Linked DNA regions of Homo sapiens: all the other regions are linked to region 1. The links are chromatin contacts, found by Hi-C or POLR2A ChIA-PET in ENCODE. All regions are on one chromosome and are shown on one strand. The core of a region is the stretch at or near the end of the contact, and the rest is flanking DNA. Distances in the headings are between cores, read along the strand shown. Region 1 holds the start of ROCK1 (Rho associated coiled-coil containing protein kinase 1). Region 2 holds the start of RMC1 (regulator of MON1-CCZ1). Region 3 holds the start of TTC39C (tetratricopeptide repeat domain 39C). Region 4 holds the start of SLC35D4 (solute carrier family 35 member D4).

Region 1 (2,967 bases), core at 19-2,518:
TTTGTCTAGTTGTCTTTGTTATGATTTTTGTATAAACCAAGAACGTCCTATCTTGATATATATAGTGGATTTTATATCTAAATATTTCTTGTATTTAATAAATTGAAAATAGAAATAGACATTTTTTCAAACAGTGTAAGATTTTCCTAACCTCTGACTCACATCGTAAGGCTGGTGGACTGTTCAGATGCTGTACGATGCTTTTTACTCCGATGCTTTTTGGTTCATCTGTAGCATTTTCCATCATGGGGTAAAAGATCCACATTTTCTATTTCTAGTGATCCTTAATTTGGCTTCTGAGCAAAAATAAAGTTTGATGAGGAATAAATTAAGGTAGATTTCCTGCTGAAACCAGTGAAGAACATAACTTTATCAGCGGGGGTGAGTGACAAGTCTTTCACCTTTCCTCACACCACAGTCAACGAAGTAACGGAACTAGGAGAAATGCCCATTATTCTCATGTCCTACATTAGTTCTGATAAAAATCACAATTAAGTTTCACTGAATGTTTTGACATTGAAACGGCAGCATTACACGTCCAGGAGAGAACTACAGTAGGGGTGTTATGAGAACTAACACGAACGACTTAAAAATATTGATTTTTTTCTACGAGATTATTTTCCTTTAAAAAAATTAAATTGAGCTTGACTTCTATTGACTGTATCTTCCGGAGTCAGTATTTTATGGCTCCCCTGACACACACGCCTGGCGTGGGAGGGCTGAGCGCTGCAGCGCTTCGGAACTTTCCCAGTGAATCGTAAATGGGTTCAACGCCGGGGCTCGCGGAGGGCTGTCCATGGAGTACCACTGAAAACCAAACGCCACTGGTGCTCAATGCTGGTACCTGCCGACGAAAAGGCTTCTTGCCTAAAAAAGAACCTATTGCCCCACCCTAACAGCAACAAGGAGAACAAGCACTCTCTCCTCGTCAGAAGTCTCTGGACTGGCTGCAACCCAGAGGAAACAGAGCTGGGGCATCTGCCGGGACAGCGATCAGAAGCAGCCAGAGCTCCGCCTCCGTCCGGACCTCCAAGGCCGCTCCAGAGCCCTGCATGGCTCCTCAGAGCCGGCCAAGGCGAGAACCTTGCCGGCAGCTGCTTACCCGCACTCGGCTCCTCCCAGCGGTCCGCCTTCTCCACCGCCTGCCCGCAAGGCCCCGCCCACCTCACCGCCCCGCCCCACCCCACCCTGCGGAGGCGACAGAGTGCGCGCGCGCGCGCGGGGTCCCGGCTGGTTCCCCTTCCGAGCGTCCGCGCCCCGCATGCGCAGTCTGCCCCGGCGGTCTCCGTTTGTTTGAACAGGAAGGCGGACATATTAGTCCCTCTCAGCCCCCCTCGCCCCACCCCCCAGGCATTCGCCGCCGCGACTCGCCCTTTCCCCGGCTGGGACCGCAGCCCCTCCCAGAAGCTCCCCCATCAGCAGCCGCCGGGACCCAACTATCGTCTTCCTCTTCGCCCGCTCTCCAGCCTTTCCTCTGCTAAGTCTCCATCGGGCATCGACCTCGCCCTGCCCCACCGGACACCGTAGCAGCAGCCCCAGCAGCGACGGGACAAAATGGGAGAGTGAGGCTGTCCTGCGTGGACCAGCTCGTGGCCGAGACTGATCGGTGCGTCGGGCCGGGCCGAGTAGAGCCGGGGACGCGGGGCTAGACCGTCTACAGCGCCTCTGAGCGGAGCGGGCCCGGCCCGTGGCCCGAGCGGCGGCCGCAGCTGGCACAGCTCCTCACCCGCCCTTTGCTTTCGCCTTTCCTCTTCTCCCTCCCTTGTTGCCCGGAGGGAGTCTCCACCCTGCTTCTCTTTCTCTACCCGCTCCTGCCCATCTCGGGACGGGGACCCCTCCATGGCGACGGCGGCCGGGGCCCGCTAGACTGAAGCACCTCGCCGGAGCGACGAGGCTGGTGGCGACGGCGCTGTCGGCTGTCGTGAGGGGCTGCCGGGTGGGATGCGACTTTGGGCGTCCGAGCGGCTGTGGGTCGCTGTTGCCCCCGGCCCGGGGTCTGGAGAGCGGAGGTCCCCTCAGTGAGGGGAAGACGGGGGAACCGGGCGCACCTGGTGACCCTGAGGTTCCGGCTCCTCCGCCCCGCGGCTGCGAACCCACCGCGGAGGAAGTTGGTTGAAATTGCTTTCCGCTGCTGGTGCTGGTAAGAGGGCATTGTCACAGCAGCAGCAACATGTCGACTGGGGACAGTTTTGAGACTCGATTTGAAAAAATGGACAACCTGCTGCGGGATCCCAAATCGGAAGTGAATTCGGATTGTTTGCTGGTGAGTAGCGCTGTTCTCTTTTGCTTGTCTGGGGTTTTGCATGTCTTTCCTTCCTCTTGCATTAGTCTGGTTCGCTGCAAAAGTCTCAGGTGTGCATAATCGTCTTGGAAAATGCTAGATTTCTGTTTCCTGAAGAATCTTGGAGTACCATTAACATCTCATGGTGTGGTCCTATTTGCCATTTGACTGGCTCTGTACTAACTACTCTGAACTTTTAATTCTGACTCAGTTCATGAGTACCCGAAAGATACTTACAAACTGCTATTGCAGGCATCCTATAAAAAGTTATCACGTCAGAGTTACTGCAATGTATACAGTTTGTTGAATGGCGATCGTAGTAATTAATGTTAATCTTTCTGATCCGTTTGACAGTTAAATTGGAAAGACTACTTTGCATTTTTTTTCCTTTTTGCGATTTAGCTCCTAGGGGTTTAGTTTTTAGCCTTGAAAATGATAACGGAGAATTGCTATTGAGGAAGTGATTTTTGAGCCAAAATTTCATAGGTGATTTGAGTTTGAAGGAACTTTTTGCTAAACTATTGTAAAAAACCAAGATAATTGGTCATAGGTAATTACAGTGTTAACTTATTTTATTGTATTATTGGTTACAAAAGTACGTACCATACAGTTATTGTAACTGTCTTTTTGGTGGTGTGGCACTTAACATTGTCACTTGTAAAACATTCTAAAGAGGGTTTTATGAC
Region 2 (3,340 bases), core at 224-2,723, 2.4 Mb before region 1:
TAAGCACCAGTGTTACAGTGGCCAGATAGCTTATCATCCAAATCGAGACACTTCTGAAAGTGAAAGGCCCTGCTGTTGATCATTAAACCTGTTCAACAGTGCGAACTGGGACTATGCAGTCACCTTAAGTATAGTGGAAGCCATGATTTTCTTGTATTATTACATGAGAAACAATGAATCTCCTCCACCTGCCACTCTGGAAAGACCTGGGCTAAAGAAATGAACGCCCTCCTCTGTGAACAAACCAGAAATGGGCACATCATCACGCTGACTTGTTAATTTCCAGTGCTAGGAAGTGGCTGCCCCACTTTTGAAGTATTTGGCTCCCAAATCAACTGCTCCAGATATTCCACTCTGACAAGAGGTGCTAGTAAGTGCCACGAAGACCCTCCCTACAGACAGGAATTCCATGTGCGCACACAGACTTCAGGCCTCTTAGGGCAGACCAAATGACAAAATTATAAAAAACCATTTGAATTAGAAAAACATCATTCTGTTTACATGACAAAATGATCTGAAAGTGTCTATACCATTACCTAAATGAGATGGGATTCCTATCATCTGGGCCTTTAACTACCACGCCAGTAGCTCCACCAGATCGAACAGCAAAAACCTGAGAGGGAAAAGCAGCAAGGTTAACAGCCTGAACTCTGAAAGGATCTAAACTCAGAAGCCAACCCGCAAGCGATTATTTCTGTTATACACCACCCTGGGTTCAACTAAAGTAACACGGCACATATCAAGGTACAGATGTTTGGCTGCTCAGGTGAATTTTAAAAACCAAGAGCAGAGAGCGAAAAGGATGCCACCGTGACACCGGGTCGGGTTCCCGAGGCTCCAAGTTCTAACACCGGTTCGCGCATCGGCGCCGCTGATACGCCTGAAGTACAGTCTTTTCCCCCTTTACAAAATTTCAAGGAAAATGAAAATCTCGACGTCTAAACCCTTGACTACGAGTGTAACTAATGACAAACACAACAAAAGAAGCCTAGATAAGACGGGCGCGCCAACAATTGAGACACTGGCCACGGGGCCACTGCATCCGCGCAGCTGGCTCGGGGGTCCAGCCCCGAGGTCACCTGCGAGGACACCTGGCCGCGGCTGAGCCCACCCAACAAGGAAGGAGCGCGCGCCGCCTCCCGCGCTGGGACGGGACGGGACAGGACAGGAGGGGACGCTCGGGCCTGGTCGCGCGGGACCGGCCTTGGCGCGCCCACGACCCCGGCAGGGCCGCGCGGGGGAGGAAGCGCGGGCGCGCCGGACCTGCTTGTTGGCCTCATCGAAGAAGACGCAGTTGACAGGGTTCGCCTTCTCGAACTGCACCGGCCGCTCGCACAGCTCCAGATAGTAGTCCTCCTCGCCCATGGCGGGCGCCGCGCCCGCGGCGGGGGCCCCGGGGGCGGTCGCCAGAGTGGAGCAGGATGCGCGGTGGAGCCCGGCCCGGACTGTAGCGGCGGCTGCGGCTGCGGCTCTGGGCCCGGCGCGGACGCCGCTTCCTGGTGCCACGCCCCCACCCCGCCCACCACGTGACCCGCGGCCCTCTGCGCTTAAACGGGCAGCGTCTGGCTGCGGTGGGGCCCACCGGCCTTAACCACGCCCCGCCCGGCGCTGGAGGCTCCTCCCCTCTCCCCGAGGGCGGTCGGAACGCGGCGGCGTGACCCGGAAGCCCGCGTGGTTCCCCGCGGACCGAGGGCGGCGTAGCCGCCAACCCTACCCTGCTGCGAGTTCCTGTGCCCGGCTCGGTCGCCCCTGCCCCAACCTGTACCCCCGCGTGGGACCGCTCCCGGTCTAGGAAAGGCTCCTCCTTGCTTTCGGGAGGATTTCCCAAGTGCCTCCCGCGCCAGAGTTCCAGCCTCTGGGAGCTTCGTCAGGGAGAAGGGGCTGAAGGCTCACTGAGCAGGTGTAGGGGCGCCAGAGACCGTCTCCAGTCCCCTCAGCGCTTCTGCGGGCTCTTCCGCTGGAGCCAGAAACCGAATTGACAAGAGGCAGATAAACAAAAGAAAAGCATACACACTTTATTAGTTTTTCATGGGGACCTTCAAAAGAGAGTGAGGTCTGAAGAAGTGGCCACAGCAAGATGCTTTTATACTTTTTAGACAAAGAATGATGCATTTGAGAAGAAAGCACAAAAGGCATCTGGCTGGGGCGATACATTTCTAAGAGAGTCACTAGGAGAAATATTGGGGAGGGTGTAAAATTAGTGGAAGGTAAGTGTTACTTGGGAAGTTCATTTATTCAGGTCCATTGCAGCCCCAACTCCCAGTCTCTGGTGATAAGGGCTATTTTCTGACCCGGGTACAGAGAGGGTGCCACTCCCAGAGGAATCTTTACTGCTTATTCCCTGTAGGAAACGACAGGTCATCTAGCCCTTTCTGAAACTACAATTTCTCCGGTGTTTTTAGCTCAAAATAATATACCAATTTTTGGACATATTTTGGGATAGCACATCCTTCACTCCTTGCTAGTAACAGGGAAACCTAATATAGATTGTGGGTCAGCAAGCCTTTTTACTTGATAAGAAACATGAAATTTACCATGTTAGCCCCTCTTTTTTTGTTTGTTTCAGAGACAGAGTGTCTCTGTGCCCAGGCTGGAGAGCAGTGATGCGAACACGGCTCACTGCAGTCTCAACCTCCCATCTCAGCCTCACAAGTAGCTGGGACCACGGGTGCATGCCACCACACCTGGCTCATTTTTTTATTATTATGCTTTGTAGAGACAGCGTTCTCTGTTGCCCAGGCTGGTCTCAGACTCCTGGCCTCAAGTGATTCTCTCGCTGACCGTGCTCAGCCCCCATGTTAACCCTTTATTTTTATTGTTTATTTTATTTTATTTTGAGACGGAATTTCGTTCTTGTTGCCCAGGCTGGAGTGCAATGGCCCTGTCTCGGTTCACTGCAACCTCCACCTCCCGGGTTCAAGCGATTCTCCCGCATCAGCCTCCCAAGTAGCTGGGATTACAGGCACCTGCCACCATGCCCAGCTAATTTTTTTGTGTGTATTTTTAGCAGAGACCGGGTTTCACCATGTTGGCCAGGCTGGTCTCCAACTCCTAACCTCAGGTGATCTGCCCACCTTGGCCTCCCACAGTGATGAGATTACAGGCATGAGCCACCGCGCCCGGCCCCGTGTTAACCCTTTTTGAGGTGTTCAGTAGTATCAGGCATATTCACATTATTGTGAAATACGTTTCCAGAAACTTTTTATCTTGCAAATCTGATTCTGTCCCTAAATTTGACTACTCTAAGTATCTCATATAAGTGGATTTTATAGTATTTGTCCATTAGTGTCTGGCTTCTTTTGCTTAGCAAAATATCCTCAAGGTTCATCCATGTAGCATG
Region 3 (3,177 bases), core at 282-2,781, 2.9 Mb before region 1:
ACCAGACCTGTATGCTTTAAAAATGAAATGTTCTAAGTAAAGCGAAGTTGTTTTTACTTTCAGACCAAAGGGGGGAAAAAATCACCGATTTAAAAGTAAAAGGGCTTTAGTGAAAAGTTCACAGTTGTGAGATACTTGCTTCGCCATTAAGAAGGTGGAAGCTCTGCTGGGTAGAAACCACCATTCTCTGAGGTCTGAGACTTTAGGCATTCTCATTCTTACAGACTCTGTCTCCCGGTCACAGTTGTACATTGGTCCTCTCATTCCAACCAAACTACAGGGTCTCCATAGCGTGAAGCATGTGGTCCTTAAACGTGTTGGGGAAAGCTGCTAATCAACGTCCTTAAGGCTCGTCAACAATCAGACGGCAAATCACAAACTTGCTTCCTCAACCCGAGAACAAACACTCCAGGTCCCCAAAGAAATGAAGGTTCCTTCCACTCCCACAGGAAAACTACCAGGTTTCAGTTCTTTCGCTTTATTTTTTAAAAGACAAATAAAAAATTAACTGAACACACGTGTTTTCCTACCATTCTCATACTTTTTAAAAATCCCTCCATTTTCTTCCTTCCTTTATTTACGTTGGAAAAATTCTTAATAAATAACGCCTGCTTGAAAGACATCAGGAACTCATTTTGAGGACTGAGTTTGCAGAAGACAAGGCAGAGAGATGAGTGGGCAGAGTTGAGCTGAAATTTTTAAATTCCTGCACGGCAAAGCAATTGTGCGTATCTGTTTTCAAACAATAAAAGCGTCTGGAATTGCACAATGTTGCAGAGCCATGCGAGGCGCGAGGAGCAGGCAGCCGGAGGGCTCCGTGTCACAAAGGCTGCCGGGGCAGCACGCGAGCCAGAGTCACGACAAGCCCGGGTCCCAGGCTCGCTGCTGCCTCAAATCTCATCCGGTCCCAAAGCCAGCTGCCCTGCAGAGAGGAGCCTACCGGCACCGGGCACGTCTGTGGGAGGGCGAGGCTGGGAGAAAGTGAGAGGGGGACTGCGGGCGCGCGGGGCGGGCGCGCGGCGGGTCCCGGGAGGGAAAGGACAACGGAGCCGGGGGTAGGGGGTGGACGAGGAGATGTGGCAGAGGCGCATTCCCTCTGGCTGATCTTGCCAGGGAGGAGACCTGAGGACCGGAATCGGTGACCGACAGGAGGGGGAGGGGGCTCCCGGGGGCCGCAGGTCGAGGCGCGTGAGCCGGACACGAGGTGCGCGCTGCAGGGTTGGGGAATCGGGGACGCGTGGGTCACCTGTATTGTTTGAAAAGCTGGTCCGACTCCCTGAAGCCGTTGTTGAGCAGCATGTTGATGCCGGCCAGGGCCAGCTCCGCGTCCTGCAGGGGCGCCGCCGCCGCCGCTGCCGCGTCCGAGTCTCCGTCGTCCCGCCGCCGCGGCCGCTGCTGCTCCGAGCCGGCCATGGGCGTGCGAGGCCCTGCGCTGGGCCGAGGCGAGATCGGGAGCAGCTGCTGCGGCCCCGCGCGCGCCCGGAGCCCGGCTCTACCTGCCCGGAGCCAAGCGGAGCCGGGAGGGGAGGGGAGGGGAGGGGAGAAGACGGGAGGGAAGAGGAGGGAAGGACCGCGGAGGGAGGAGCCGCGGCCCGGCTGCGGCGCGGCGTGGGAGGTGGGCGTCCGGCCGCCGCCGCGGGGATTACTCAGCAGCACCCGCCCGCTCCTCTCGCGCCCTCCGAAGCACCCAACTCGCGCGGGCCCCGAAGCGGAATCCGTTTCCGGGTGTCTCTCACCCCGCCAAGCCGGTCCCCGAGCGGCGGCCGCCTCCACTTCCTGCAGCCCCCGCGCCCCGGCCCCTCCCGGGTCCCCAAGCCGCGCCTTCGCCCACCGCCCAGGACTGCTCGGACACACGCACGCGAGACCCGGAGACCCGAGCGCCCCACCCTCCCCCGAAGGGGCCGGACCCAGGAGTCGGGAGGAGGGCAAGGCGCGGAGGGAGAACGAGCGTGCGGATGTGGAAGGAAAGGGAAAGGGAAGGGGAACTCCGCCCGGGCCGCTATGCTAGCGCGCGGCGCTTTGTCCACGAGTAACTGAAACTCCACGAGTAACTGAAACCCCACGCAGCCCGCGCCCGCGACCCCAGACTTCATCCCGACCCTGGGGCCGCCCCCTAGGACCAGGGCAGCCAATTCCCGAGGAGGTGGGCGGCGGGGGCGGGGTCTCTGGCACCTGCCCCGCAGCTCCCCGGAGCCCCGCGCTGCGGGACTGCAAGGCAGAGCCCCTCGGATCCCGGTACCACCCACTCCAGCCCGCCACCAACATTTGCGCAGTGGGGCAGGAGGAGAAATGGAGGCCTATATGCCATGTGCCCAAATATTTAAAAGTTATAAATTCAGCTGCCAAAGTGTGTTCTATTCTCACACTGCCAATTATTCTTGCAAAGCTTTGGCGTTCATATGACCAAATGTCAGCAAAACATCAAAAGTGACTGAATTTAACCATTATCACAGAAGTCTCACTGTTCTGATGATGGGCTGGTGATATCTGGATGCCTAATATTCTAGAGACAAGCAATTCATAAATCATCTTTATGTTTTTTCCACAAATTTATTTTTCTCTAATTTAGCAAAATCCCTTAATGTAGTGTTGCAATCAAGATTATGCTCTAATGCCAAATTGGACAACCTTCCTTGAGTCGCTGTCGTTTTTAGAGTGTAGTTTATTAATTTCAACTTGAAGAAACTTTGCTGAAACATTTATAACAGAATTTTTTTTAAATGAAAGCAATCCTCAGGTTTAGAAATAACTCCTGAATTTTAAACATTATGTCATCCATTATCATGGGACCAATATAATAAGTTATTACAGAAAAATGCAAAATAATTTTGTCATGTAAGTTGCTTTTACTTATTTTGTAAATTGTACCATCCCTTATAAGAATATCTAAATCCATACAGGATTTTCAACTTTTATAAATAGAAATTTTAGAGTAATAAGAATTACTGCCACTCCTTAAGTGTCATGTGTAACTGTTGCAAAGCCATGCTAATTCTTGAGTACATCTGGAACCACAAACTGGAACACTGACAGAAGCAAGAAAATGGACGATTCACATCCTTGGGAAACAGTACGTTGTAATGCAGGAGTCACTGCATTCATGCTGTCTGAGAAGAAGGATTTGACAAGCTGACCTTTAAAAGAAAATCTAGGTTTTCTTGGATTTAACATAATGTT
Region 4 (3,113 bases), core at 32-2,531, 2.3 Mb before region 1:
GGCTTCATAATCATGGTGGAAGGCAAAAGGCACGTCTTACATGGTGGCAGGCAAGAGAGAAAAAATGAGAGCCAAGCGAAAGGGGTTTCCCCTTATAAGACCATCAGCTCTGGGGAGACTTATTCACTACCACGAGACGAATATGGGGGAAACTGCCCCCATGATTCAATTATCTGCCACCAGGTCCTTCCCATAACATGTGGGAATTATGAAAGCTACCATTCAAGATGAGATTTGGGGACACAGCCAAACCATATCATCCAGTCTTGGTAGAGAAAGCTATACCCATCTGTACAAGTGGTTTGAAGGAGACTGTGGGAGAAAAGGGAGGGAAGGGGTGACCAGCCTACCTCCATCTCTATGTTGGTCCCCTCTGCAGACCAACCAGCAGGCCCAGGAAGAGACCTGTGGAAAAGTGAGCAGAGGCAAAGGACTGCGATGAGACAGTGGTGGCTGGGGAGTGGCTTCAAGGGGACAAGCCGAGGTCAGCCCTCCCTCAATGCTGGAGGGAGCAGAGAGAAACAAGGCATGCTTCTGAAAAACAGAAAAATTACATAAGGGTTGGTGTGTCGTTTTCCATCCACTGCTCCAGCACCGAGAGCCAGGAGGACTTTTGCTGTGGCTTAAGAGTGATGGTTTCCCCGTGTGTGGGTGTTTCTGAAAATCTGTGTGTTTCTACAGGCAGAGAACACTGGCACTTTTTGCTATTGTCCAAGTCCATCAATAGGTTTTCTTGCATGTTTACTAACATTTGCCGGAAGCCTCATGAGTCCAGTTTTCCACCCTATAGACTAGGAATAGGAATAGGAATAGGGGCTGTGCTTGGGAAAGGGTTCTTATTTTATAGAAATGTCAAGAGAATGGAATGACTTTAAATACAAACAAAACTCAAAAAACCTATACTCAATTCCAGTTCCTTCTTCCTTCACCTTCCCTCTTTTAAGTGAACATTTGTTGCTGTTACCTTTTTTGTGTCATTTGCCAAAGCGCTACAGACTCAGTGGAGAAAATTGGGAAAATTCAGTGAAGCACGGGTAATATTTTGGTCTCATAGTTTAGAGATAGCGATGAACATTTTTCTTTAAACACTGATGGGGTATTGTGAACTGCGGTATGCTTTTTTCCTCTTCTGCCACTTTCTACTCTTTAAAAGAAGATAAAAAAATAAAAAATAAAAAATAAAAGAAGAATGACCGTCCTTCGAGGGCGCGGCCCCTTTAAGAAGGCAGACGCCGGGGGCGGTCCCCGCGCTGATTGGCGGAGCTCGGAGCCACGTGGCCGTCTCTGGGCGGCTGCTGCCGCTGCCGCTGCTGCTGCTGCGGGGGTCGGGCGGCGGCCAGGGGATTTGGGCAGGCACCGTGGATCCCCGAGAAGGGGACGAGTTGACAGATGTGCGTGAGGAGGTCTCTGGTCGGCCTCACCTTTTGTACCTGCTACCTGGCTTCTTACCTCACGAACAAGGTGAGGGGGCGGGCGCGGGAGGCAGCGATTGCACGTGGGAGGTTTGAGTCGGAGAATCTTCCCGTGACAAACGGAGCCTCCTCCTGCTTTTTACCTCATTCTTCCTGGTGGCGATGGAGATGGAGAGCGAACCTCCTCCGTGTGTGGGATGCTCTTTCAGAAATAGGATTTGCCAGCCTGTACTGTCCCCGTTTCCTGCACTGTAAAGCACGGTACATCTCCAGGGAAACAGGATTTTTGGGCTGGCCATTTCCCGGGAACTTGGTTTGGGGCTGTGTGGACTAGTTTTAAGAGAAAGCAAGCAATTGGCTCCTGCTCCCCCGGGGAGGAAGAGTCAGAAGAAATCTGACACATCCTGCCTTTTTTCTAAACACGCCCCTGTCCCAGAGCCCCCGTGAAGTTCCAGAAGCCTTTAAATAGAAGAGATTAAGCCGTCTCCCCCTCACACTGCTGATTCCCGAATCAATTTTTTTGTACGTCTCCATTGTAAGCACTTCAGGAGTTTTTCATGGAATTATTATTTTTTAAAATAAAACATACATTTAGTTTTAGGTTTAAACTAATGTCATGACATCATGAAAACCTTTTGGTGAGGAGGCAGAGAAGCAGTGGTGCCAGCTTTGGGGTTTTGTTTTGCAAGGAGAGGGAAGCTGGCTTTAGGTTTGGTACCACGCAGGGAAAGGTTGGATCCAATAGGACCGAGTGGGCATGGCTGGGGCATTACCTGCTGGCCTGGACTCTGGGCTGGCCCCAGCCAAAGTGGGAATACAGGGTGCAAGACCACCTGGCCCCACTGTGGGGTCTTACTGCGGGCTCCCCACCTGCTCCCCGCTCTTCCTTTCTCCTCTCTTCCTCTCTGGAAAAGAACCATCGACAAACAGCATTTCCTTCTACCTCCTCTCCTACAATGAATGGCTGCCTTTATATATTCAGAGGATGCTCCCCAACCCCCTTTCCTTCTCCAGTTGATTTTTATTTTTATTTTTTTGAGATAGAGTCTCGCTCTGTCACCCAGGCTGGAGTGCAGTGACGTGATCTCGGCTCACTGCAACCTCTGCCTCCTGGGTTCAAGCGATTCTCCTGCCTCAGCCTCGTGAGTAGCTGGGGCTACAGGTGTGCGCCACCACGCTGGGCTAATTTTTGTATTTTTAGTAGAGACGGGGTTTCACCATGTTGTCCAGGCTGGTCTCGAACTCCTGACCTCAGGTGATCCGCATGCCTCAGCCTTCCAAAATGCTGAGATTACAGGTGTGAGCCACTGCGCCTGGCCTCCAGTTGATTTTTAGTTATGGCGATAAGCCTTTGAAGGTCCATAAATGCAGCCTTCCTGGGAGGCAGTGATGGGTTTTACTTCCTGGCTCCACTTACTTGGCGTTTGGAACCTTACTCTTTCTAAACCTAAGTTTCTTAACTTTAAGATGGGACAAAGAGTCCTCTTGAAATTGTTGTTGTGGCCCGGGCGTGGTGGCTCACGCCTGTAATCCCAGCACTTTGGGAGGCCGAGGCGGGTGGATTGTTTGAGGCCAGGAGTTCGAAACCAGCCTGGCCAGCATGGCGAAACCCCGTCTCTACTGAAAATACAAAAATTAGCCAGGCGTGGTGGCAGGCGCCTGTAATTCCAGCTACTCAGGTGGCTGAGGTAGGAGAATCAC

What was found. Hi-C counts contacts between places; a loop is a spot of excess contacts on that map. ChIA-PET counts read pairs that join two places held with the same protein, here RNA polymerase II (POLR2A). Pooled maps may share reads with other maps.
Region 2: a map of CD4-positive, alpha-beta T cell shows a loop between it and region 1 (15-fold over the local background). The contact joins the promoter of RMC1 here to the promoter of ROCK1 in region 1. A Hi-C loop is called at or near these places in 3 of 168 maps with a recorded cell type or tissue (CD4-positive, alpha-beta T cell, naive thymus-derived CD4-positive, alpha-beta T cell and sigmoid colon), 1 of 37 single-sample maps with no recorded cell type and 13 of 50 pooled maps.
Region 3: a loop to region 1 is called in a map of naive thymus-derived CD4-positive, alpha-beta T cell, with 11 times the contacts of the local background. The contact joins the promoter of TTC39C here to the promoter of ROCK1 in region 1. A Hi-C loop is called at or near these places in 1 of 168 maps with a recorded cell type or tissue (naive thymus-derived CD4-positive, alpha-beta T cell) and 10 of 50 pooled maps. POLR2A ChIA-PET finds 5 or more read pairs at or near these places in 1 of 52 experiments (BJ).
Region 4: a loop to region 1 is called in a pooled map, with 5 times the contacts of the local background. The contact joins the promoter of SLC35D4 here to the promoter of ROCK1 in region 1. A Hi-C loop is called at or near these places in 1 of 168 maps with a recorded cell type or tissue (ascending aorta) and 9 of 50 pooled maps. POLR2A ChIA-PET finds 5 or more read pairs at or near these places in 1 of 52 experiments (activated CD4-positive, alpha-beta T cell).

What each region holds. Positions count from the first base shown.
Region 1 is chr18:21,110,114-21,113,080 of GRCh38, reverse strand. It overlaps ROCK1 (Rho associated coiled-coil containing protein kinase 1), which reads left to right and starts at 1,268. Exons shown (of 33, transcript NM_005406.3): 1 at 1,268-2,263. The coding sequence starts at 2,171. RefSeq lists enhancers at 670-729, 760-979, 1,079-1,373, 1,027-1,615 and a silencer at 1,020-1,409.
Region 2 is chr18:23,501,644-23,504,983 of GRCh38, reverse strand. RMC1 (regulator of MON1-CCZ1) reads right to left here and starts at 1,473. Exons shown (of 20, transcript NM_013326.5): 1 at 1,264-1,473; 2 at 537-613. The coding sequence starts at 1,365. RefSeq lists an enhancer at 762-861 and a silencer at 1,112-1,761.
Region 3 is chr18:24,013,108-24,016,284 of GRCh38, reverse strand. It overlaps TTC39C (tetratricopeptide repeat domain 39C), which reads right to left and starts at 1,531. Exons shown (of 14, transcript NM_001135993.2): 1 at 1,247-1,531. The coding sequence starts at 1,413. TTC39C-AS1 (TTC39C antisense RNA 1) reads left to right here and starts at 825. Exons shown (of 6, transcript NR_110796.1): 1 at 825-981. RefSeq lists silencers at 1,115-1,294, 1,375-2,294.
Region 4 is chr18:23,436,129-23,439,241 of GRCh38, reverse strand. SLC35D4 (solute carrier family 35 member D4) reads left to right here and starts at 1,281. Exons shown (of 15, transcript NM_032933.6): 1 at 1,281-1,461. The coding sequence starts at 1,390. RefSeq lists a silencer at 1,153-1,252.